Linked DNA regions of Homo sapiens: regions 1 and 2 are each linked to region 3. Evidence: chromatin contacts called from ENCODE Hi-C data. All regions are on one chromosome and are shown on one strand. The core of a region is the stretch at or near the end of the contact, and the rest is flanking DNA. Distances in the headings are between cores, read along the strand shown.

Region 1 (2,700 bases), core at 123-2,622, 2.7 Mb after region 3:
CTCAGAAACCTTGAATTGGGGTCAGTTTGGAGACTGAAAATGCGTCGAGCGCTGCAGGTGGTGGTTGGCAGGGGGATTTAACACTGTGGAGCCCTTACTCCGTCCCAGGCGCTGAGCCCAGCGAGCCACGCGCGGTGCCCAGCTCGGTGAGGTCGGTTAGTTGGGTCTTCAGGGAGGCTAAATACCCTGTATTTGCTATTCCCTTCGCCTGGAACGCTCTGTGCGAGACTGGGTGTGGCAGCTCCTTTCCCAGGCTCAGGAATCTGGGTAAAAGCCACCCTCGCCTAGAGGCCCTCAGGGTGAGCGCCCCATCACGCGCTAAACCACTTTCGAAAGTGGACTTGGCCCTCCTCTCAGTACTAACAGTCTGTCAGCCTTTTATTTTTTGCATAGATATGTATTTTCTCTTCTTTATTGTCTGTCTTTCCACAAAAAATGCAAGCCCCGTGAGTACTGGAGCCTGGTGCGCCTTTCTCACAGTTGCAAGCTCGCAACTGCTCCTGGCATATACTAGGTGCTCACTAAATGCTCATGCCCTTCCCACCCGCCACCTGCGGCACTCGACACATTTGCAGTCTGCAAACTGACCCCAAACCATCAGCTGCTTGCATTCGTCCTAGGATCAAAGAAGGCCATTGGGCTAGTGGGAAGTCAAGTCGGGTGGACTTTTCCGTCTTTCAGGGAGATTTAATAGTAACGACGGTGCTCTCCCCACCTCCTACCCCCTTGCACATAAACTGCACAGAACAAAATCACCCCGGCACGAATCTGCACGACTGCCTCTGGAGGTAGGGTCACGGTCTCCGAGCCCCGGGTCTCACACTGATGCTGTCCTTTGTCATCTCGTGCCTAGAGTGCTGCCTCCCTATGTATTTCCTCTGTTCTCGACTCCTCTGCCACAGTCTGACTTTCTCGGGAGGTCGAGTTCTCCTAGCCTGTGCGACCGCAAGGGTCCCCTGGAGCCTTCTCCGTAAACCTGCCCCTCCCGCGCTGCCCTCACTTTTTCCTCCTTCCCTGGCCCGGAAAAGCCACTAGAGGAACATTTACCGAACGCCTACCGCGCGCAGGCACCGAGCTGGGCCACCGGGAGCCCCACCCAGTGCCTCGCCGCAGGACTCGCCTCCCTCCGCCCTCCCAACCCATCCGGAATCCGGGGTCCCTAGTTCCCCCGCCGCGTCATGGAATCCGCTGGCTTCTTCCGAGGACATCGCCCCACCTCCTTCCCGAAAGGCGACTTCTGATTGGTGAGATTGTGCATCACTCTGCCGCCCTCCCGCCCCCTCGGGGCCCCGCCCCTGGGCCTCTCAGGCCCCTCCCCTGCGCTCCCGCCCTTGCGCGGCTCCTCGGGCTAATCGCCGGGCGGCGCGCGCCGAGAAGTTCTGGGCAAAGTACTCAGAACTGGCCGCGTGCTGGTGGCGCCCGCCAGCCGGCCCGGGAGAGGGGACTTGAGCGCTTCGCGGCCGGTGCGCAGCGCGGCTCCGGCCCCGCAGTCTGTCTGCAAGTGGCCATCCCCGCCCCCGACTCCTGCGGCCGGTGCGGGAGCTGTCAGCTGCACGTTGCGGGGGTACCGGAGAAGCCGGGGTTGCCTTCTCCCGGTTCTGTGCGCTAACCCCGGAGCCCGGCCCCGGGGAACTAGGGAGCGTCTCCGGCTGCACAGCGCTCAGGTGAGTGGCGGGGCGCCCGCCTAAATGGGGCCTGGGTGTCGGGGGGCCTGGCGGCGGCGCGGGCTCGGAAGGGCTGCTGTTTGCGGGGCGCCGCGGTTCTCTGCCGGACCGGGGTCTGTCCGAGTCGCCCGGGGAGGCTCCGGCCCTGGGGCAGACCCAAGCCTGGGAGCTTGGGTGCCGGCTGCAGCTCCCGGGGAAGGAGGACCCGGGTCTCACCCACCCCAGGACACCTTCCCTCGAGGGACGGCTCAGAGGATTGACCGCCAGGAGGAGCCGAGCGCAGGGGCCGCGGCGCAGGTGCGGGAGGACGCGGCGCGCGGAGCTGTCCTGGGCAGCGGGGAGGCGCTACGCCGGGGCTAGAGGCTCAGGAAGCCTGGTAAATTGGGGCGAGCGCGAAGCTTTACCACATCCGCGGGATGGGGCGCGCCGGAGAGACTGAGACAACGCTCGCGGGGCAGGCGCTCCGCTCGCCCGCCTTCCCAACCCCGGCTTGCTCAGCTCCCCGGTGCTGGGCTGGAGGCCCAGGGCACATTCCTTTCTTGTCTGAATTTACATATTCATCAGCTTTCTGGCCCCTTCTGGAATTTTTTTTTTTTGTTAGTTTCCAATTACTACTGTTCAGATCACCTTCAGGCTCACCCTAACTCTCGTCTCAGTGTCTCTCACATTGGTCCTTTCCTGGAGGCCCTGCAGCGTCTTAGTTCAGGGTCTTAGGGACTTATGCACTCTGTCTGAACGTTGTCTACAGTTGGGTTTTCCTACCTCTGTCTCTGTTTATTCCGTGGTCAGGTAAATTCTTTAAGTACTGTCATCATAAGCCAGAAACTCCCAGGCAGCCTCTTAGCGCTGCCCAGCTTCCCGGGGAGCGTTTGTGGCCTCTGGAGTCGCTGATGGGCACTGTCGCAGGTCGTCCAGATACTTCTTAAGCAGGGGCGCGCCGCCCTTCCTTCGGCAACGCAACTTGCTTGCTGCCTTCTGCACACTTGTGCTTGTCCTTCTCCGCCTCACAAGCCACCAGTCTCCTCAGTCGGGACTC
Region 2 (2,700 bases), core at 70-2,569, 2.6 Mb before region 3:
AAAAGGAGAAGGGTAAAAATAGCCGGCGGCCACGGCCCACGTGCAGCCGCGGGAGGACCGAGCGCGGGTGCGCGGAGAGGGGTCCGTACCTCCAAACATGTGCGGCGAGAGGTGAGCTGGTAAGGAGCCGATCACCAGGCGCGGCCCGCCGGGGCTCCCGCCCACCGGCCGGTCCCGGCCGCCGCCGCCGTCCTCAGGGCTGCTGTGCACCGAGTCCTGCGAGCCGTACGGGCCGCTGCTGCTGTTCGGGATGCTGAAGGGGGACTGCGCCGCGCGGGCCCCCGACGCCACGCTCCCCACGGCCCCGCCGAGGGAGCGGCTGCGCGGGGCCGCCGGGGCTGCCGGGGCCGCCGCGGCCGCCGCGGCGCCGCCGGAGGCGCTGGGCTGGTGCGCGCTGGGCACCTGAGCCGGGAACCTCCCCGCGGCGGCGGCCCGAGCGCCCCCGCCGCCGCCCGCGGTCCCATTGGCGCCTCCGCTGCTACTGGAAGGTAGATCCGAGCCCGAGTACGCGCGCGTGCGGCCGTTAGCGGCGGCCGGGCCGCTCTGTTTGGCGCCCATGTCCGCCCTGCCCCGGGCCGGGCCCGCGCGCTGCGCCCCGAGAGCCGGGAGGGCGGGAGCGAGCGCGGGAGCTAGAGGGCAGGGCCCAGGCGCCGCGGCCGGCCCAGAGAGGCCCCCGCACGTCCAGGGCCGCCGCCCGGCGTCCAGAGGGGCAGTCGGCGCCCGGCGCGCTCTTCTTGGGGCGGCGGGCGAGGCCGACGGCCTGACGCGGGCGCGGGAGACGAGGAGACGCGGAGAGGAAGGGGTCCCGGCTGCAGGCACCCCTCGCTGGCTCCAGCAGGAAGGGGCGGCTCAAGTGGCCGTGCGGCTGCCGCTGGTTTCGGTTCTGGTGCGCCACGACGGGCCGCTACCGCTCTCTGCTGCCGCGCTCGGCGCCCCCGATCTCGGCACCGCCTCCTCTCGGGCGGCCGCTGCTACCGCCGCCATCCTCCGGCTCCCACGGCGGCTGGCGGCTGAGTGGGAGGCGCCCGCCCAGACTCCGCCGGGGCCACCTTCCCTCCTCCCCCAGCCACCCAGCTGTTATTAACGGAGAAAGAGGAAAAACGGGTGGCGCGCGAGGGGAGAACGAAAAATGGGAGGGAGAGGTGGCGCGCGCTTCCCGGCAACCGTCGCCTCGCTCCCCCTGCGAAGGAGGGGCCGGGCTGGCGGGAGGATCTGGGCCGCGAAGGCGGGGGGTGCGCAGATGGGGAGGAGGTTCCCCGGCCCCGCGCCGGAAGGCCGCGGAGCGGCGCGGCTGCAGGGTGCGCCCGGCCCGTGTGTTTGGGTCGCGCGCGTTGACCCCGCCCCCGCCCCCTCGTGCCGCCAGGCCGATTGGCTCCCGCCGGCCTTGCTCCGCCTCCCCCTTCCGCGACCTGCCTGCCCCTGCTCCGCCTCGCCAAGGTACTGCGGTGTGGTAGGTGCTGCCACTCGTGGACTCGGTGATGGACAGGTCTCTGGCCACGCCCTCCCAGCCAGGGCGCGCCCTTGTCTTCCTCGCGGGGCCTACGCCGATAGGAGGAACGGACACCGGGCGCCAACCAGAAGGCGGCCCCTCCTCCCGCACGTGGCCCGCCGACGCTGTAGGAGCCTGTGTCAGCTGCAGCTTTTCCTGGCAGGGGGCGTGAATGGCTGTGTCCTCTGCCCAGAGCCGTTTGGTTTCGGTGGGTGTTGGTGTTACACACTGATTAAAAAAAAAAACAGAAGCTCAAAAGCCAGCTTGATCTCAGACTTACTCATGAAACACCAACCTGGGAGGAAGCGCAGAGTTGGAAGAACTCGGGATAATCCAGGTTGACCCTCTGTGGTAGGGCAAATACTGTGGTGCCAGGAACGCTGCACCTGACTCACAAAACCTAGAATCTAGGCCCAACACCAAACTAAATTATCTGTAGTGAGCAAATTATTTTACTTTTTTGGACTTTAGGTTTATTTTTGTTTTTGTTTTTGAGACGGAGTCTCGCTCAGTCACCCAGGCTGGAGTGCAATGGTGTGATCTCGGCTCACTGCAACCTCCGCCTCCCGAGTTCGAGCGATTCTCCTGCCTCATCCTCCAGAGTAGCTGGGATTACAGGCACGTGCCACCACGCCTGGCTAATTTTTGTATTTTTAGTAGAGACGGTCTTTCACCATGTTGGCCAGGCTAGTCTTGAACTCCTGTCCTCAAGTGATCCACCTGCCTCGGCCTTCCAAAGTGCTGGGATTACAGGCGTGACGTACCGCACCAGGCCGACTTTAGGTTTCTTACCTGAACTGTTTGTGTTAAATCCTAGGGCACCTGCCTCTTTAAAATCCTATAACTTCTCTAAAATGTAATAAAATTCTCCTCAGTGCCTTCCTCAGTGTTGGTGTGGTCTCTTCACGGCAGAGCAGGGTCTGGATACCCAGGGAACAGCCTGCTCTGAGACTCCCATTATGAAAATGTCTAGTCTCTACTTGAAAATAATAATAGCAAGTGGTGTTTTATAAAACTACAGAAATACTTTGTCATCTTTTCACTATTTGCAATAAGTCATTTATGTAATGATTTTCATCACTCTTAGGGTATGGGAATCAAGTTTTTAAACAAATGGAGAATATATGTATACATATAAAGACGTGTATCTGTGTACACAAACACACATATATACATGGAAAAACAAAGGTACCCAGTGCTTTATATGCAGT
Region 3 (2,700 bases), core at 9-2,508:
TGATCCAATTCCTTTGCTTTCAACTCCATGGGTTACTGAGTTGAAAAAAAGGTCAAAGTCAAATTTTGTTGATTGTGCTACTTAGATTGGGGTTCGCATTTCCCTAGCTACTCCATACACATTCTCTTTCCTGCTGTATTGCCATTCTCCAAAGGCTATAGTCTTGCTTTGGTGTGGTCATGGCTTCCAACCCTTTGGTGGAGTCAGTGGAGATGAGAAGGCCTGCAATTACCCCCAAGGGGTTTACAGACTCAAATATGTACACTAAGCATTGACAGAAGAATGACTAAATGTCTGTCTCTCTGCACCGCGCAGTGGCTCACGCCTGTAATAACCAGCACTTTGGGAGGCCGAGGCGGGCGGATCACTTGACGCCAGGAGTTTGAGACCAGCCTAGGCAAAATGGCGACACCCCGCCTCTACTCAAAGTGCCAAAAAAATTAGCCGGGTGTGGTGGCGCACGCAGGCCTATAGTCCCACCTCACCTACTCCGGAGGCTGAAGCAGGAGAATCACTTGAACCCGGGAGGCGGAGATTGCAGTGAGCCGAGATCGCGCCACTGCACTCCAGCCTGGGTGACAGAGAGACTCCGTCTCCAAAAAAAAAAAAGGTCTTTCTAATACACATACATATACTACTACTTTCTGGATTTTATATTTAGTTTTGCTTACAAAATGGATTTAGGGTGTAGAATTTTCAAAGATTAGAGAAATATGCCTTGAAATAGAAAGTGCAAGTTTCTAGTAACTCTTCCCTTCAAAGATAATGTTACCAACTTCTTTTCCTACTATTTTTAGTATTGAGAAACTGTTGTGTTAAGTAAAATCAAATGAATTTAAAAGTTATTACACACATGGTAGCTTTCTGAGTGTTTTTCAAGCTGCGAGTCAGTTTTGTCCTTTTTAACACGCAGCGGTTGTGGGGACAAGGTTTCCGAGGAGGCGGGAGCGAGCGACGGCCCCCGCCTCCCACACGCCCTCTGCTTTGGTAAACAAGGAGACTCCCGCCCGCAGGCTGTAAATGAGGCACGAGCTTGGGGGCAGCGCCAGGGCGCCTGGCGTCACTGTTCAAAAAGGCCTCTTATTGGTCCTTCGCACAGCTGCGGACCTGGGAATTCTGATTGGTCTGCTTCCCTGTCCGTAAAGGGATTGACAGGCCCTGCCGCGTCAGGCCGCTCCTCTCGGCTCCGCGCTCCTTCCCTCGCGCGTGGGCACCCGCCCCCGAGCGGTGAGAGCGCGTGCGCGCGCGCCCTTCTCCGTGGGCGAGCCAGCCAGTCCCGCTGCACACGCTCGCAGTCTGTGGGCCCTCCGGGAGGCGGCGGAGGTCACCGCGGGGAGAGGGGCGGGCGCAGCATGGCAGCCTCCTTACGGCTCCTCGGAGCTGCCTCCGGTCTCCGGTACTGGAGCCGGCGGCTGCGGCCGGCAGCCGGCAGCTTTGCAGCGGGTAAGGACCTCACGCCTCCTCCCCCTTGTCCTTCTTTCGGCCGCTCGCTTCTTCTGTCCAGACGGCCGAAGAAGTCTTTTCTCGGGAGGCCCTGCGGTTGGGCTGGGGCTTAAAAAACAATATTTTGGCTGGTACTAAAGGCCTGTCCTTTTCTGCGGCCGCCACTCACTCCGCGAGTACCCCCCTCTGCCTTCCCTCCCTTTCTCCCGGGCTCCTGATGAACGGGTTCAGCGCCCTTTTCGGGATTTAGGAAGAGGTGGGGAAGAGCTTGGGCTGAAGAGAAGAGAGTATTTGGGACCCCGGCATGCTGCTTTGGAGTTAGGACTCCGAGGACGTTTGGAGCGCCCAACTCCAGGAGCAACCCGCACTCACCCCAGCGACCCCTGGTCTTTCAGCGCCCCCAGGGTGCACCTTGGGTTGGGGACACACTTGGGCAGCAGGGCCTGATGTTTAACCACCTGAGTCCGAGGGGATGGCCTTATTACACAAGCGGTGGCTGTACAAGCCAGGCAGTAAGTCTTTCAGCAAAGTTTCAGTCACCCTTGACCAGCAAGACGGGCTTCCCCCCTCTACTGTAACCTAAAAAAATGTCATTTTTGTCAAATTATGAACCAAAACACGTTCAGCGTCCTCAAGATTGTGGGCAGAATTAATCCTGCCTCCCTCCTCTCATACCATGGTAAATTGTGGAAGCTAGCCATGAACTTACAAAGAGGCAGTTTTTAGAGCCAGGATGAAGATCCACGGAGATCTAATACAGTCTTTCATACTCCGCACGAGGGACATGAGGCCCCTTGGATGAGTGAATCAGGATATTCCCAGCAAGACCTAGAAAGTTGTTATCAGTTGTTCCTAATTCCTTAACTTTCTATCACACCAGGACTCCTCTTTAATTGAAAAATTGGTTGATTTGTGGGGGCACTGCCGTTGTCTTCCTCAAACTGAAAGTTTGAGAGTTGTAACAATGCATCGTTTAGCAAGATCATACTGAGGATTAATAACAAAAAAAACCTTGGCATTAATTTTTTCTAATCTTTGCTTAAAAAAAAAATAGTGGGTTAGGATTTGAGCCCCTTGGCCCCCCGCCCTTTTTTTTTTTTTTTTTTTTTTTTGAGACAGGGTCTCTGTCGCCCAGGCTGGAGTGCAGTGGCCCAGTCACACTGCTCACTGCAGTCTCGACCTCCTGGGCTCAGGTGATCCTCCCACCTCAGCCTCCCGAGTAGCTGGGATTACAGGCATGTGCCACCACGCCCGTCC

The links. A loop is a pair of places that touch in the nucleus more often than their neighbours do. Pooled maps may share reads with other maps.
Region 1: a map of ascending aorta shows a loop between it and region 3 (11-fold over the local background). The contact joins the promoter of OSBPL3 here to the promoter of HIBADH in region 3. A Hi-C loop is called at or near these places in 2 of 168 maps with a recorded cell type or tissue (ascending aorta and naive thymus-derived CD4-positive, alpha-beta T cell) and 6 of 50 pooled maps.
Region 2: a loop to region 3 is called in a map of naive thymus-derived CD4-positive, alpha-beta T cell, with 20 times the contacts of the local background. The contact joins the promoter of ZNRF2 here to the promoter of HIBADH in region 3. A Hi-C loop is called at or near these places in 2 of 168 maps with a recorded cell type or tissue (left ventricle myocardium inferior and naive thymus-derived CD4-positive, alpha-beta T cell) and 9 of 50 pooled maps.

The regions. Positions count from the first base shown.
Region 1 is chr7:24,978,850-24,981,549 of GRCh38, reverse strand. OSBPL3 (oxysterol binding protein like 3) reads left to right here and starts at 1,372. Exons shown (of 23, transcript NM_015550.4): 1 at 1,372-1,664. RefSeq lists an enhancer at 1-72 and silencers at 1,213-1,722, 1,773-1,982.
Region 2 is chr7:30,283,216-30,285,915 of GRCh38, reverse strand. It overlaps ZNRF2 (zinc and ring finger 2), which reads right to left and starts at 1,319. Exons shown (of 5, transcript NM_147128.4): 1 at 90-1,319. The coding sequence starts at 558. LOC124901607 (a long non-coding RNA gene) reads right to left here. Exons shown (of 3, transcript XR_007060274.1): 3 at 1,662-1,717. The region is part of intron 1 of LOC105375218 (a long non-coding RNA gene); the gene reads left to right. RefSeq lists silencers at 74-203, 354-433, 514-903, 984-1,033, 1,044-1,473.
Region 3 is chr7:27,661,441-27,664,140 of GRCh38, reverse strand. HIBADH (3-hydroxyisobutyrate dehydrogenase) reads left to right here and starts at 1,258. Exons shown (of 8, transcript NM_152740.4): 1 at 1,258-1,443. The coding sequence starts at 1,353. All of the region lies in intron 2 of LOC105375211 (a long non-coding RNA gene), which reads right to left. RefSeq lists a silencer at 1,069-1,488 and an enhancer at 704-1,521.